Linked DNA regions of Homo sapiens: region 1 is linked to region 2. A link is an interaction called in ENCODE POLR2A ChIA-PET data of the cell type or tissue named here. Cell type or tissue: PC-9. All regions are shown on one strand.

Region 1 (8,000 bases), 160 kb after region 2:
TCATGCCACAGCACTCCAGCTGGGGCAACAGAGCAAGACTCCACCTCAAAAAAAAAAACAAAAAACAAAACAACAACAAAAAAATAATAATTAAAAGTAGTTACCTCTGGGGCTAGGAAGTTGGGGGAGGGAGACTAGGCACTGCTGTTTTTCCTAAGAGACCTTATTAAACCATTTGGCTCTTTAAATTATGACTATGAATAATTTTGAAAAATAAAAAGTTGATACTCATCTAATTCAAGTGGGTGTCCTTATTTTAAGTATCTTAAAAGTTAAGAGAAATCTTAACTGGGTCAATTAGCTTGACTGAGCTCAAATGGAGCAGTATTATAAAAAGGTTGAGTATTAGATATTCGTTTGATGCAATGGTTCACAACCCCAGATGCACAACCCTGGTTGCACAATTGAACCACCAGGGGAATTTTTAGAGCCTACTCATGCCATGCCCCATCCAAGCCACTCAAATTGAGCCTCTAGGGCTCACAGGGGCATCCGTAGTTTTATTTTTATTTATTTTATTTTTGAGACAGAGTCTCACTCTGTCACCCAGGCTGGAGTGCAGTGGTGCAATCTTGGCTCACAGCAATCTCCGCCTCCTGGGTTCAAGCTATTCTCCTACCTCAGCCTCCCAAATAGCTGGCAGTACAGGTGCACGGCACCATGTCTGGCTAATTTTTGTATTTTTAGTAGAGATGGGGTTTTACCATGTTGGCCAGGCTTGTCTCAAACTCCTGACCTCAAGTGATCCGCCCACCTCAGCCTCCCAAAGTGCTGGGATTACAGGCATGAGCCGCCACACCCAGCCCATCCCTAGTTTTTTATTTATTTATTATTTTTTTTTGAGACGGAGTCTTGCTCTGTTGCCCAGACTGGAGTGCAGTGGTGCGATCTCGGCTCACTGCAAGCTCTGCCTCCCGGGTTCAAGCCATTCTCCTGCCTCAGCCTCTCGAGTAGCTGGGACTACAGGCGCCCGCCACCACACCTGGCTAATTTTTTCTATTTTTAGTAAAGACGGGGTTTCACCGTGTTAGCCAGGATGGTCTTGATCTCCTGACCTTGTGATCTGCCTAGTTTTTGTTTTTGTTTTTTTTTGAGGCAGAGTCTCACTCTGTCGCCCAGGCTGGAGTGCAGTGGTGCGATCTCGGCTCACTGCAAGCTCTGCCTCCCGGGTTCACGCCATTCTCCTGCCTCAGCCTCCTGAGTAGCTGGGTCTACAGGCATGTGCCACCACGCCTGGCTTTTTTTTTTTTTTTTTTTTTTTTTGTATTTTTAGTAGAGATGGGGTTTCACCATGTTAGCCAGGATGGTCTTGATCTTCTGACCTCGTGATCTGCCCACCTCGGCCTCCCAAAGTGCTGGATTACAGGCATGAGCCACCACACGCGGCCGCCCATCCCTAGTTTTAAAAGTCCTTCAGTTGGCTACACGTGGCCCATTCCTAGTTTTAAAAGTCCTTCAGGTGGCTGGGCCTGGTGGCTTACACCTGTAATCCCAGTACTCTGGGAGGCCGAGGCAGATGGATCACTTGAGGTCAGGAGCTCGAGACCAGTCTGGCCAATATGGTGAAACCCCACCTCTACTAAAAATACAAAAATTAGCCTCTACTAACAATAAAAATATTAGTTGTAGTGGCCTGCGCCTGTAGTCCCAGCTGCTCTGGAGGCCGAGGCAAGAGAATCGCTTGAACCCAGGAGGTGGAGGTTGCAGTGAGCAGAGGTTGCCGCCACTGCATTCCAGCCTGGGCAATAGAGCGAGACACCATCTGAAAAAAATAAAAAAAAGAAAAAGAAAAAGAAAAAAGAAAAAAATTCTAACGTGTATCAAGATTAAGAACCACAGTTCTAATGATGACCTGAGGAAATGTTTTTAAATTCACTCCTAAGTTGCCTTTAAATGCAACTCATAGGATACTTACTCAACAGCATGGAATCTAAGTTTTGGTCCCACTTCCAAGAGAGGGAGGCTAGGTGGAAGATGAAGACCCCACTTTGGAGGTAGGAACACAACAGAGAATCCAGGCTATACGAGGAAGTCAATTTCAGTGTTGCTACTAAATATAATCCTTAAGTCATGAGAGCAGTAGACTTCGTGGCCTTAGCATAGGGCGAAGAGTGGCAATGCAGGGCACGGATTTATTTTCTTCCTCCTGAAGAAAACAAAATGCTGGAAGAATTCCTCTTTATCATGTGTTCAGAGCACAAGTTAGCCTGTGACTCTTAAAAACAAACACATAAAACCAAACCTTCAAAACAATTGTGTTTAGCAGATGATAAGTGCAAACCAATGGTCCCTTCACAATCCCTTCCCTCTCTTTGGGCTGCTGGAACCACCCTGTATTAGTCTCGGAGGCAGAATGACTTTATGATTCATCAGATCTGCGCTTGATTTTTAAAAACACATTTTATGGGCAAGCATTAGGTCAGCAGAAACTTCCTTCCCACTTGGCATATTTCATAAATCAGACGCAGAAAACACTTGGAGGCAAGCCCATGCCGGATATTCAGGGCTGTGTCAGGAAGTCAAGGTCACTATCATTACATTCCAAGTCAAGAGCGATGGCCTCTATATGGTCTCAATTCTCAGGGAATGTCCTTACCTGAGGCACAGGATGGAAACTGGCTTTTAAGCAAAATGGAGTATCCCACCTCCCCAAAGGAGTCTACTTCTCCCTTCTGGCATGATGAGACCTGCCTGATGGTAGCCCCAGGACCCAGGATGGCTAACATTTCGCAGGCGCCATGTGCCAGGCGGTGTTCTAAGTGCTTTGTGCATTCCTCACCCCTGAGGTATTTGGGTGAACCACACTTGCTAACTTGCCAAATGCCACATCATGGTCAAATAAGAACCAGAATTCACAGTATAAGGCTCATGCTGGGACAGTACTAGGTTAAATATCCATGGAGAAAAAGGAAAGCTAGGAAATAGGTCAGGAGGGAGGCTGGGAGGCCATAGGAGGCGGAGGTGATGGTGCTGCCGGGTTGCCCACTCCTGGCTCCTCTCCTCCCCATCTGCCTGTCCCAGCTCATCTCAGCTGCTTGCCCTCTCATCCTTTCCTTGGAAAAACATCCCAGCTGTTGGGGCCTGGAATACTCCAGCATCAGCCACACCCCTCTGGCCTGATGTGTATGGCTGTGTCAATGTGCAGCAGGAGGCAAGTGGCTTCCACCCTGGTGCCAAGGTCTATGGAGCCAGCAGACTGGAGAGGACAGTCTGGCTGACAGAGGTGGCCTGCCTTGCAGCTGGAAGCACTTACGTAAGGATCGCAATGCAATGTGGCTGCTTTGCACAGCCTTGCCCCTCTGGACAAGTTTCCGAAGATTGCTAAAATGCAGTTCTGTGAAGTTAGTACTGCAGAGGAAGGTACCATCCAGATCTAGCTGTTCTGACTCAGGGATGCCTTCCTCAATTGGCCAGACTTGGAGAGTTACAGCCCGTACATCATAAGCATAGTCCTTCCACAAGCCATGCTCAAGGGGGTTGATGGACGAACCCAGCCCCCAAGGGAATGCTTAATTACATGGGGACTGTAGTGCTTTGGCTCTGGGTTCTTACTGACTACCGTCACCCACATTTTCAATTCCTTTGAGTTTCAAATATTACAAAAGGCATGGTTTAGAAACGTGACACTGTTAGCTACCTGAGCAGAACTTGGAACAGCAGCTGGATGGCAAACAGTGCCAGATGGAGGCCTTAGGGTGAGAAGCAGCTGAGTGATGAGGGTTAGAAGCAGCACCATTTGGCTGTGTAAGAGGCAGAGGGAGGATGGAGCGCAGCTGACCTCTGACCTAGTCTAGGATGGCTGCCCTGCCCTTCAGCTGTGGTGTTGGCAAGAGAGGGTGGGTGGCCGTGTGGTGTCAGGAAAGCCAAGTGGCCAGAAGTCACCCGTCCTCTCTATTTTAAAGGCACAGGTGTTTCTTCTCCAGGTCTTGCCTGGTGAGTCCTTTCCCTTTCTCCTTGAGAATCCTGAGGTTTCAACATGGGAGGAGGTGAAACCCTCCTACATTGCAGGTGGGAACATTTAATAACGTGGCCACACTTCACTGCCTGACTGCCGCCATCATGGGTCGCATGCATGCTCCTGGGAAGGGCCCGTCCCGGTTGGCTTTGCCCTATCGCCACAGCATCCCCACTTGGCTGAAGTTGACATCTGATGACGTGAAGGAGCAGATTTACTAAGTGGCCAAGAAGGGCCTGACTCCTTCACAAATTGGTGTGATCCTGAGAGACTGACATAGTGTTGCACAAGTACGTTTTGTGACAGGCAATAAAATCTTAAGAAATCTTAAGTCTAAGGGACTTGCTCCTGATCTCCCTGAAGATCTCTACCATTTAATTAAGAAAGCAGTTGCTGTTCAAAAGCATCTTGAGAGGAACAGAAAGGATAAGAATGCTAAATTCCATCTGATTCTGATAGAGAGCTGGATTCACCACTTGGCTCGATATTACAAGACCAAGCGAGTCCTCCCTCCCAATTGGAAATATGAATCATCTACAGCCTCTGCCCTGGTAGCATAAATTTGTCTATGTACTCAAGCAATAAAATGATTGCTTAACAACAACAAAAAAACCCAATAACGTAGCCACTGTGAAAAACAGGTTAGTAGTTTCTCAAAACATTAAACAGAGTTACCATGTGACTCAGCAATTCCACTGCTAGATGGAATTAAAAACATGTCCACACAAAAGCCTAAAGTTCATATCAGCATTATTCATAATAGCCAAAAAGTGCAACAACCCAAATGTTCATCAACTGATGAATGGATAAACAAAGTTTGGTATGTTCAAATAGCGGAGTATTACTCAGCCATAAAAAAAGAATCAAGTACAGACATATGCCACAATGTGGACAAACCATAAAAACACTATGTTAAATGAAAAAAGTCAGACACAAAAAGCCATGTGTTGTCTGATTCTATTGATATGCAATGTCCAGAATAGGCAAATCCATAGAGATAAAAAGTAGGTTAATGGTTGCCAGAAGGTGAGGGAAGGGAGAAATTGGGAGTGACTCCTAATGGGTATGAGGTTTCTTTATGAGATGACAGAAGTGTCTGGAATTAAAGATGATGGTTGGATAACATTGTTAATATATTAGAAATCATTGAGTTGTATAATTTAAAATGGTTTTATGTTATATAAATTTTATCTAAATTTTTAAATTGCAAAAACCATGGAAGAAAAAACCACCTTAAAAGATACTTTATTTATTTTTACTTTTTGAGACAGAGTCTCGCTCTATCACCCAGGATGGAGTGCAGTGGCATGATCTCGGCTCACTGCAACCTCTACCTCCCAGATCCAAGCAATTCTCCTGCCTCAGCTTTCTGAGTAGCTGGGATTACAGGTACGTGCCACCACGCCCAGCTAATTTTTGTGTTTTTAGTAGAGGTGGGGTTTCACCATGTTGGCCGGGCTGCCCTCAAACTCCTGACCTCAGGTGATCCACCCGCCTCAGCCCCGCCAAAGTGCTGGGATTGCAAGGGTGAGCCACCACGCCTGGCCAAAATATACTTTAATAAAAAGTTGTTATAAAAGTAATGCCCAGGCTGGGTGTGGTGGCTCACGCCTGTAATCCCAGCCCTTTGGGAGGCCGAAGTGGGTAGATCACCTGAGATCAGGAGTTTGAGACCAGCCTAGCCAACATAGTGAAACCCCATCTCTACCAAAAATACAAAAATTAGCTGGGTATGGTGGCACGCAGGAGAATCACTTGAACCCGGGAGGTGAGGGTTGCGGTGAGCTGAGATCGTGCCTCTGCACTCCAGCCTGGGTGACAGAGCAGGACTGTCTCAAAAAAAAAAAAAAGAAAAGAAAAGAAAAAAAGAAGAAGAAAAATAATGCCCAGCAAATTTATTTCAGCAATACTTTTGATTTCCAAGAACTGTAATGACAGAAATTAAAAAAAAAAATGGCTGGAGATTCTTCCAAATCTGAGATATCCATGTTTCCTTTAGAGTTTTATTCTAGTTTCTTCTTTGATTATGCATCCTTGAGAGTATTCTTTGTGCTGAGTCTGTTACTTCTCCCATGCAATTAGTTTTCTTTCAATATCTGGTGATCCTTGGGGTCAGTTAATAGCTAGAGCTAAGATGTGTGGGGTGGAAGATTGGCCCAGCCAACTGCTGGGGACTGCTGCTTCCCATCTTGGCATTGTTCCATCATTTTGTAAGAGAAAACTTTCACTTTTTTGAGAGGTGCTTTTTATTGCCTGAAGTGGGCTAGAGATCCCTCTAGCTGGGTTCTATTGTCAGTTTACTCCCATTGACATTAAATCTGGAAATTCCACATTGCTGATGGGACCCCCCCCCACCTCCAGTGTGTTAATGCTACTATTGATTATTGAGCTGTAATAGATCTTTTCAATAGAATTTGAAAACAGGGAGGACAAGATATAATCCAACTGAAAAAAATGAGCACTACTTATGCTTTAAACTAAAGCTTTAAAACACATATTCAATTATTTGCAAATACATTAAAAAAAAGAATAGTTGATTTCCTATTATCAAATTTGATACAAGTAATTTTCTGATAAAAATGATAATAAAGATAAAACACTAAGTTTTATCTCATTAAATGTAATCTTGCTAACAAAATAAAAATGTTAAGGTCAAATGAATACAGATGTATAAAAGTAAAATGCAGCTCAGATGTTAATACCACTGGCCACTAAAAGGAACCAGGACTCCTTGGAGAAAGGGTTTCCTCTTTCACTTATTTATATTAGTTAAAAAAACAAAACCATGAGCCAATGCTATCAGTGGGTTCTAATCCTTTCCTATTATCTATTTGATGCTCACATTGTCCCAAATTTGGCCAGTGGAGGCCTCTTACAGAAAAGTGGGTAAAGATAAAACACAACCATGAAATTCAAATTTCATTCAACTAAGTAGCTTTACAACTGGTTACAAGAACACCACCTTTAAACATATCATCCTCCATGTTTAGAAATCTAAATAAAATATCCAATAAATAATACATAAGGAATAAAAGGACAACTCATTTTTTTAAACTGCTAATAACCATGCTGCCTAATACATTATTAGATGTACTTAATGATACTTGAGTGAGGAAGAACCATTTTTTTTTTAGGGAATTTGGGTGTATTTGTTACAGCACAAATATAGAAATGGCCAACACTTGTTTCCTAAAGTGTCTTAAAATAAAATCCAGTCTCTTCCCATTTTGAAATACTAATGACAGCTGGTAGTTTTCATATGAGTGCATTTCAACTTTACAACCACTGTGAGGAAGCTAAAGTCCAGATAATTTAAACCTTCAAGACCAAAGACCCAAGTAAGTGGTTGCGCAACTACCGAACACTATCAGATCTCTTTGTACATTTTCCCCAGAGGAATCAGATAACTTTATGATTTTGATTTAAAAAGAAATGTAACTTTCAACCATATTGAAATGAAGGGGTCTTACCTCTCAAAGTACAAAAATCTGAGCATTTTTAAAGACCAAAAGTCTTGTGTGCAAGGTGTCTAAAGACGCAGATACCCTCCTCTTCCAAAGTCAACTATTAAAGCCTGAGTCATTCTTCTATCGGTAACAGTTAATTCCAAAATGAGCTTTGAAGACAAAGCAAGAAAATGGTTTCCTGGTGCTGTAAAGACCATTTGTTGCCAGGTGGACCTTTCAAACGAAGACGCAGAGGGGCGCCCATCTGCTCTGCTGCCCAAGCCCAGGTGAACCTCTGGGTGGAATAAGAGCCGAGGACTTTAGACCAAGCCCCTCCCCTCAAAACCCCAAAGCCGGGGCCTGGCGCGGTGGCTCACGCCTGTAATCCCAGCACTTTGGGAGGCCGAGGCGGGCGGATCACGAGGTCAGGAAATCGAGACCATCCTGGCTAACACGGTGAAACCCCGTCTCTACTAAAAATACAAAAAAATTAGCCGGGCGTGGTGGCAGGCGCCTGTGGTCCCAGCTATTTGGGAGGCTGAGGCAGGAGAAAGGCGTGAGCCCGGGAGGCGGAGCTTGCAGTGAGCCGAGATCCCGCC
Region 2 (8,000 bases):
GAGACAGGGAAGCTCTGGGCATGAAATTACAATTTTTTAAAAAGAATAAACAACTAATTAACAAAAAATTAAAACATGAGATCGGTGCTTTGCCCTGTTTTTGAGTCTAAATTTATTCTACCCATATGGTGAACTCCAAGTCACAAAAGTAACAACAACAACAACAATTTCCCCTGCCCAATGATACCACTGGGGCCCCTGGTAGAAACTCTTAGGAAATCCTGTAGCCAGGTGTGGTGGTGTGCACTTGTAGTCCCAGCTACTCAGGAGGCTGAGGTGGGAAGATCACTTGAGCCCAGGAGTTTGAGACCGTTCTGGGCAAAACAGCGAGGCCCATCTCAAAAACAAAAACAAAAACAAAAAAAAACACACAAAAGTTTTAAATTTAAAAAAAAAAATTGTTTTAAAGGAAACCCCCTTAAGGAAGAACAACACGCCTGTGAAAGCAGTTGGTAGTACTTTGCCGTCCCAGGCCTTCAAGAGGGAACCACCTAATGACAAGGTCTCTTTTGTGCATAGTTTGAATATCCATGAAGAAAGGAGATATTTCTGTTGTGGGAAATTGCCAGGATCCACCCACTGTAAAATGTGGAGGCAATTCCATATACCTTATTATTATTTATCCTGAAGGAAGTAGCTAACAATTTTCAAAAATTTTTATCTTTACTTATGTCAAAAAAAGCATAACTGCAACCAAAAGAAGAAAGTGACAATTCTACAGGGATAAAAAAGGGCACATACCTCCTCCCGTAAAAATATTCCGAAAAGGTGTTTAATTCCTAGGTCTAAAGAGCTATTGAACAAGAATCATAAGAGGATTTCGCAAGCTCAAGTCTCAAGTTGTCATCCCTGCTTTACTTTATAAAAGGAAAAACGTAAAAAAGGAATAAAGTGTAGGATGGTACCTTTAATTTTAACCTGATTCTGTCTTCCTCGTCAAGCACTTTCTCATCTTCAAATTCATCTTCATAAAACTGAGGATCAAAAGGTCTAAAAATTGTGTTTTTAACATCATGTTAGCCATATTTAGTAAGGAATATGATTAATATTATATTTAATCATCCCCACAATGTGCCTTCATGTGTTTCCAAAAATCACAGTAGACAAATAACTTCATGTAAACCTTCAAAGAAGTATGCAAATTACCATGCTTTCTGAAATTTGTCTCTAAAACATATTGCCTGAAATGAAATTCAAATGCAACTAACAATTCAAAATGTTATTTGATGAAATATGTCTTCCAAAGTATAGGCAACAGGTCTTACTGTCTTCCCTTATTTTTTAAGAAAATGTGTTAAGCATAAGAGCTTGCATGCGTGTACCTTAGTGAATCATACCCACTGACACTATTTTGTAGTACAAAATAATTGTCTTTTCTAGATTCGCAATGGATTTTGCATTAAACATTTGTAATTTTTTTTTTTTTTTAGACAGAGTCTCACTCTGTTACCCAGGCTGGAGTGCAGTGGCAGAACCTCGGCTCACTGCAACCTCCATCTGCTGGATTTAAGAGGTTCTTACGCCTCAGCCTCCCAAGTAGTTGGGATTACAGGCGTGCGCCACCATGCCTGGCTAATTTTTGTATTTTTAGTAGAGACAGGGTTTCACCATTTTGCCCAGGCTGGTCTCAAACTTCTGACCTCAAGTGATCTGCCCGCCTCAGCCTCCCAAAGTGGTGGGATTACAGGCATGAGCCACCGCACCTGGCCAGAACATTTGTGATTTCTCTAGCAGACTTTCTCACTCTTGTTTTCTGATTTGTCAGCTTTATACCAGTGAAAAACACCTTCATCCATTGTGATCTGTTTATGTAAAAGAAAGTGCCAAAATGCTAGAAAAATTATTAGCATTAAAATTCTCTCTCACCAGTGATTCATTTTTCTACCACAGCACATCCTAGATTTATATTTTTCAAAGTTATATGAGAAATTTCCCATCTTTGTGATTAGTCAACTCATGACAAATAAGAAAAAATATTTATTCTACGCATTTTTTTTAATATCTTGAAAATTTTAATCAGTCCTCTTACTTGGGTTCTATACTGAGAAACTTGGGTAGTTTAACAAAATACAATTCATTTCCTAAATCAGAGTTGATACTGGGAATTTCTTCTTCTATTATGGTTTCAGAAATTGGCTCTTCCTCCTGCTGGTCCTGAGGCACTCCATGTTCATCCTAAGAAAGGTATCAGAATGTGAGAGATTGAAGACATTAGAAATGTGCTAGCTTTACTCATCCTGCACTAGGCAGATGCAGGTTTGACGGGAAGTAAATTTTTTTTTTGATATGGAGTTTTCACTCTGTCACCCAGGCTGGAGTGCAGTGGCATGATCTCGGCTCGCTGCAACCTCCATCTCCCGGGTTCAAACCATTCTCCTGCCTCAGCCTCCTGAGTAGCTGGGATTACAGGCCCGTGCCACCAAGCCTGGCTAATTTCTGTATTTTTAGTAGAGACGGGGTTTCACCATGTTAGTCAAGCTGGTCTCAAACTCCTGACCTTAGGTGATGTGCCCACCTTGGCCTCCCAAAGTGCTGGGATTATAGGCGTGAGCCACCACCCCTGGTTGGGAAGTAAATTTACACTCCACTTTAGGGATAAAACAGTCAGCAACTCTTCCAAGCTTCTCCCTAAAACCTCACCTCATGCCTACAAAAAAGCAAAACAGGCTGGGCGCGGATTACTGGCTCACGCCTGTAATCTTAGAGACTTCGTCTCAAAAAAAAAAAAAAAAAAAAGGAAGACAAAACAAAACAAATAAAACACAGGAAAACAAGATCTGTTAGCCAACATTAGTAGAAAAAAGTATCTATTTTATTGACTTTTTTGCATAATATATTCAGCAACAGAAGTATGAAATTATTCACCCCATCAATACTAGACAACTATTAAAATCAGAATATCAGCATAGCTCATGCTTCTTGTCATAGGCTTGAATAAGAAAAAACTTTAAATCAAAGGTTTTTATATTACATATTAATTATATTTTTATATTATTTTATATTAGTCTAGCCCCTAAAGTTTGGCATCACCCTTATTCTGGGTAGTTCCTTCTGTGCCTTCTTATATCCAGAAATTCCCAATATAGCTAAGAAAGTCACCTATTCATCAGATGTTCAGCTATCCACGTCCTCTCTCAACATGAGAAAGACAGATTCATCAGCCTCTGAAGCTTTCTTTTTTAGCTTTGAATAATGGGATTGGTTGATATTGGTGATCGTACTTACAATCAGCTGTCCTGGAATAGGTGGTTGATTGCCCTCATCACTCTCAGAAGAAACGTCGTCTATATCTCCAAACAGATCCATGGTCCCACTAGGATCTTCGGTGTTGGGGGGAAATGCACAGTATTAATTTTTCCAACTAAAGTTCTTTACACAGTTAGTTCTTGGTCCACCACTTCAACATAGTCCAAAGATTCATAAGCCAAATCTCCACTAAACCAACCTCAAACTGGCTCCCTAAGCCAGGTTCTCAGAAGCTTAACTAACTAGCGTGTCTTTGGAGAAAGGAGGAGGCAGAGTTGGTGGGTGAAAGGTAATCACTGTGGCAGCCAGCTTTCAAGGTTCCTGCCCATCCTAGTGATTCCTGCCTCTGGTTTCCATGCCCTTGTGTGGTCTCCTCCAACACTGTGTCATGATTGATCTATGTGATCAGCAGAATACAACCTGTATTCGAGATGAGGCTATGAAAGACACTGGCTTTTCTGTCTTGCTCTTTCTGTCTTAGGTCACTTGCTCTGGGGAAAGCCACCTGCCATGCCGTGAGGACATTCAAACTGCCTATGGAGAGGTCCACATAGTGAAAAACTAAGGCCCCTGCCAAAACCCATGTGAGCCATCTTGGAAACAGATCCTTCAGCCCTAGGCAAGCCCTTAGATAATGTAGTGCCAGCCAACATCTTGACAGCAGCCTGCAAGAGACTCTGAGTTAGAAACAACCAGCGAAGCCATTCCTGAATTCCTAATCCTCAGAATCAGCATGATAATAGTAAATGCTTATTGTAAGTGCTGAGTTTGAGAGTGATTTGTTTTTATGTTTTTTTTTTTCTTTTTTTTTTTTTTTTTTTTTTGAGACAGGGTCTCACTTCGTCAACCAGGCTAGAGTACAATGGTGCGATCTCGGCTCACTGCAACCTCTGCCTCCCAGGTTCAAGCAATTCTTCTGCCTCAGCCTCCCAAGTAGCTGGGACTGTAGACACACACCACCATGCCCGGCTAATTTTTGAATTTTTAGTAGAAACAGGGTTTCACCATGTTGGTCAGGCTGATCTGAAACTACTGTCTTCAAGTGATCCACCCGCCATGGCCTCCCAAAGTGCTGGGATTACAGGTTTGAGCCACTGTGCCCGACCAGTTCTTTAGAGAAGTTTTACTAGTGTTTACCCTTTAAAAAGCTTAAGGTTCTATAAAAATGTTACGAACCTTTCCTAAATTCCTGGCTTTTAAAAGTGATGCATCCATAAGTGAGCCTAAGTACACAAACTTGTGGCATCAGGAGCCAGGGCCAAAATGTGTGCATTACTAGAACATGAAAAGCACCATTGCTTAGGGCTATCTTCCTAGTTACAATGTCTGAGTCATGGCCAGATGTGGTGGCTCATGCCTGTAATCCCAGCACTCTGGGAGGCTGAGGTGGGTGGATCACCTGAGGTCAGGAGTTGAGACCAGGCTGGTCAACATGGCGAAACCCTATCTTTACCAAACTTACAAAAATTAGGCAGGCGTAGTGGCACATGCCTGTAATCCCAGCTACTCAGGAGGCTGAGGCACGAGAATTGCTTGAACCCAGGAGGTGGAGGTTGCAGTGAGCCGAGATGCAGAGCGAGACTCCGTCTCAAAAAAAAAAAAAAAAAATTGCAAGTCAGTAAGTTAGTGAATAGCTAGATGCATAATTTGTACAATTTTATAAAGTTTAAGAAAAAGACATTTGCAATGGAGTTATGCTGACTCTTTTCCCTTGTTTGAATCCCCCAAACTGTCACAAAGTATATTTGATGGTAGCTTTGATTGTGATTGTGGCTGTCTAACAAAGACATCTGTTAACCAACACCTGCCAGGGCTCCCGGCTGAAATATGTAGCAACAAAGGAGCAAAATTCTGAACCAAAACAGAAAGAGTGCTTAACAGCATTTCACAACAGTGCTGCTCAGGACCAGCCCAACACTGAATGTATCTGCACTGTGCAAGAATGTTCATAGAAGCCTATGTTGTCCATATTTATCCACAATTGTGTCATATCTTTTTTTATTTTTTATTTTATTTTATTTTTTGAGACGGTGTCTCACTCTGTCGCCCAGGCTGGAGTGCAGTGGCACGATCTTGGCTCACTGCAAGCTCCACCTCCTGGGTTCAAGCAATTCTCCTGCCTCAGCCTCCGTAGCAGCTGGGATTACAGGCACCTGCCACCACACACAGCTAATTTTTGTGTTTTTAGTAGAGACGGGGTTTCACCATGTTGACCAGGCTGGTCCTGAACTGCTGACCTCAAGTAATCCACCTTCCTCGGCCTCCCAAAGTGCTGGGATTACAGGTGTGAGCCACGACACCCAGCCTAATTTGTGTCAAATCTTAAATCATTTGGCAAAGTACACATGAGCACATAGTATTTCATTCAGTTGGAGTTTCTTGGGTGTTTTCTTTAAGGTATTTGCAGTTGCTGCCCCTTTCTTGAACTCTGAGTACTAGAATCTTTTTAATTCTCAATATGAGTGGAGGTTTTTAGCTATAAATTAAATAGGAACTTGGCCTGCATAGCCACTGTGTATGGCCCAGAGCTGAGCAGACAGCCATAGTCATTTTATTATTTGCATACTGGGGACTAAACAAATGAGTAAATAAATTGAGGATATTTGAAACCAGGCTTTTTGCTTTTGGAGAAGGGGACAGAAGAGGCAATTCAGTAGGAGTCTGTATTAAGGGAGTCTGAGCCACCTAAACAAGAAACCTTCTCATGCCTTCTGGACCTCATTGGGCCGAGACAATAGATTGGTAAAAGACTGCCATACATACGCCCAATCTTACGGCTTCCTGGGACAGAAAATGCCCAGTTCATTCTGAGAAGCTCAGCCTGTGTAGTTACTTGATGTTCCATGATTAAGTGTTAAAAGGGCCTGTCTAGGCTGGGTGCGGTGGCTCTCGCCTGTAATCCCAGCACTTTGGGAGGCCGAGGCGGGTGGATCACAAGGTCAGGAGATTGAGACCATCCTGGCTAACATGGTGAAACCCTGTCTCTACTAAGAAAGTACAAAAAAATTAGCTGGGCGTGGTGGCAGGTGCCTGTAGTCCCAGCTACTCGGCAGGCTGAGGCAGAAGAATGGCGTGAACTCGGGAGGCAGAGCTTGCAGTGAGCCGAGATCGCACCACTGCACTCCAGCCTGGGGGTAGAGCAAGACTCCATCTCAAAAAAAAAAAAAAAAAAAAAGGGACTGTCTACAAAAGAGGACATGGATATGTTTCAAATCCCTAGAGACCTGTACTCAGTTCTCTTGCTGATTCTAACCGCAGGGTTCAGACAGCAGTGATATTTGCCACAAACACACTGAGCATTATCAGATATGCTGGGTTATTAGGCCAAAGTGGAAGAGCAGTTTGCCCTGTAGCCTGGAATTACTGCAGAACAGTCTCTTATTCTGGTCCTCACTTTAAACAGGTAGCATCTCTGCCTTACTTGGCAAAAGGTCAAAGTAGCATAATGAAATAAAGTGTACGTTGGCTCCTAAATCCAGAAAGATCCACCAAACATTCTTTTGCACTGGTAGGTGGTTTAAGGTACAGCACCTTATCCTTCATTTTGGAGGGGCTATCCAGACATGCTCCAGACCATTAGTCCCCCAGAAACTTCACTGAGGTGGCATGCCCCTAAATTTTGATGGGGATTATCTCCCACTCTCTGGTTTGCACGCTGATTACTAAGGCATCTAAAGTACAGTTATTTCCTACTCATCAGATCAGATACCATCAGCATAATGTCATCAATGCAGTGGACCAGTGTGACATGGGGAACATAAAGATGGTCACGATTTTTGCAGACTCCATATGCAAAGTATTATAGGTAAGTCCATGTAGCTGTGAGGCAAGACTGTTGCCTCAGACCAAAGGGGCTTCATTGGTCTAATAAGGGGTACCATTGGTCTAATGAGGGGTGCCATTGGTCTAAAAAGTAAAAGCAAACTGTTTCTATTTGTCATTACATATTAATATGGAGGGGAAAAAAGCATTTGCCCAGGCTGGTCTTGAACTCCTGACCTCAGGTGATCCACCCACCTCGGCCTCCCAAAGTGCTGGGATTATAGGCGTGAGCCACCACACCTGGCCCTGCCTACAGCTTTTGAAGGATACATGTCCTCCTCTGCTTAATATATTTCTCACAATTCTAGTGACCCAGCCTGGGTGAGAGTGAGACTGTCTCAAAAAAAAAAAAAAAAAAAAAGCAGCCGCTAGTATAGTCATTATTTGATTCGGTGTAAGATAACCAGTCATTTCCAAGATCAATCTGCCAATAGGCCATACAGGTGAGCTAAATTAGGGATGTGGCCGGGTGCAGCGGCTCATGCCTGTAATCCCAGCACTTTGGGAGGCTGAGGCAGGCAAATCATCTGAGGTCAGGAGTTCTAGAGCAGCTTGGCCAACATGGTGAAACCCTCCCTCTACTAAAAATATAAAAAAACTAGCCAGGCATGGTAGCCTGTGTCTGTAATCCCAGCTACTCGGGAAGCTGAGCCAGGAGAATCACTTGAACCTGGGAGGCGGAAGTTGCAGTGGGCTGAGGTCGCACCACTGCACTCCAGGCTGGGCAATGGAGTGAGACTCCGTCTCAAAAATAAGTAAATAAGGAGCGAGACTCTGTCTCATAAATAAAGAAATAAAATAATGAATAAATAAATGGGGGATATAAGAGGTCTCATCACCTCTGCTTCTTTCAAGTCTTTGATGGTATCATTCATCTTTGCAATTCCCCCAAGCATGCAGTGTTGTTTTTGCTTTATTATCCTGGTGAGAAA

Evidence for each region. Peaks named below come from ENCODE experiments on the same cell type or tissue, not always from the same donor. Only the 100,000 strongest peaks of a DNase experiment are listed, where the experiment ranks them.
Region 1: POLR2A ChIA-PET joins it to region 2 with 10 read pairs; 4 of 35 experiments call an interaction of 5 or more read pairs at or near these places.

What each region holds. Positions count from the first base shown.
Region 1 is chr15:52,091,236-52,099,235 of GRCh38, forward strand. The region is part of intron 1 of LOC112268150 (a long non-coding RNA gene); the gene reads right to left. It also overlaps the pseudogene RPS13P8. Among named protein-coding and RNA genes, the nearest start is that of BCL2L10, 18 kb to the right of the region's middle. RefSeq lists an enhancer at 2,192-2,725 and a silencer at 3,525-3,725. In PC-9, no CTCF peak of the experiment used is centred here; DNase peaks (open chromatin) are centred at 2,436, 2,786 and 4,556; H3K27ac peaks cover 4,271 bases.
Region 2 is chr15:51,927,304-51,935,303 of GRCh38, forward strand. LOC112268148 (a long non-coding RNA gene) reads left to right here. Exons shown (of 3, transcript XR_007064635.1): 2 at 6,947-7,051. Among named protein-coding and RNA genes, the nearest start is that of LEO1, 40 kb to the right of the region's middle. In PC-9, no CTCF peak of the experiment used is centred here; no DNase peak of the experiment used is centred here.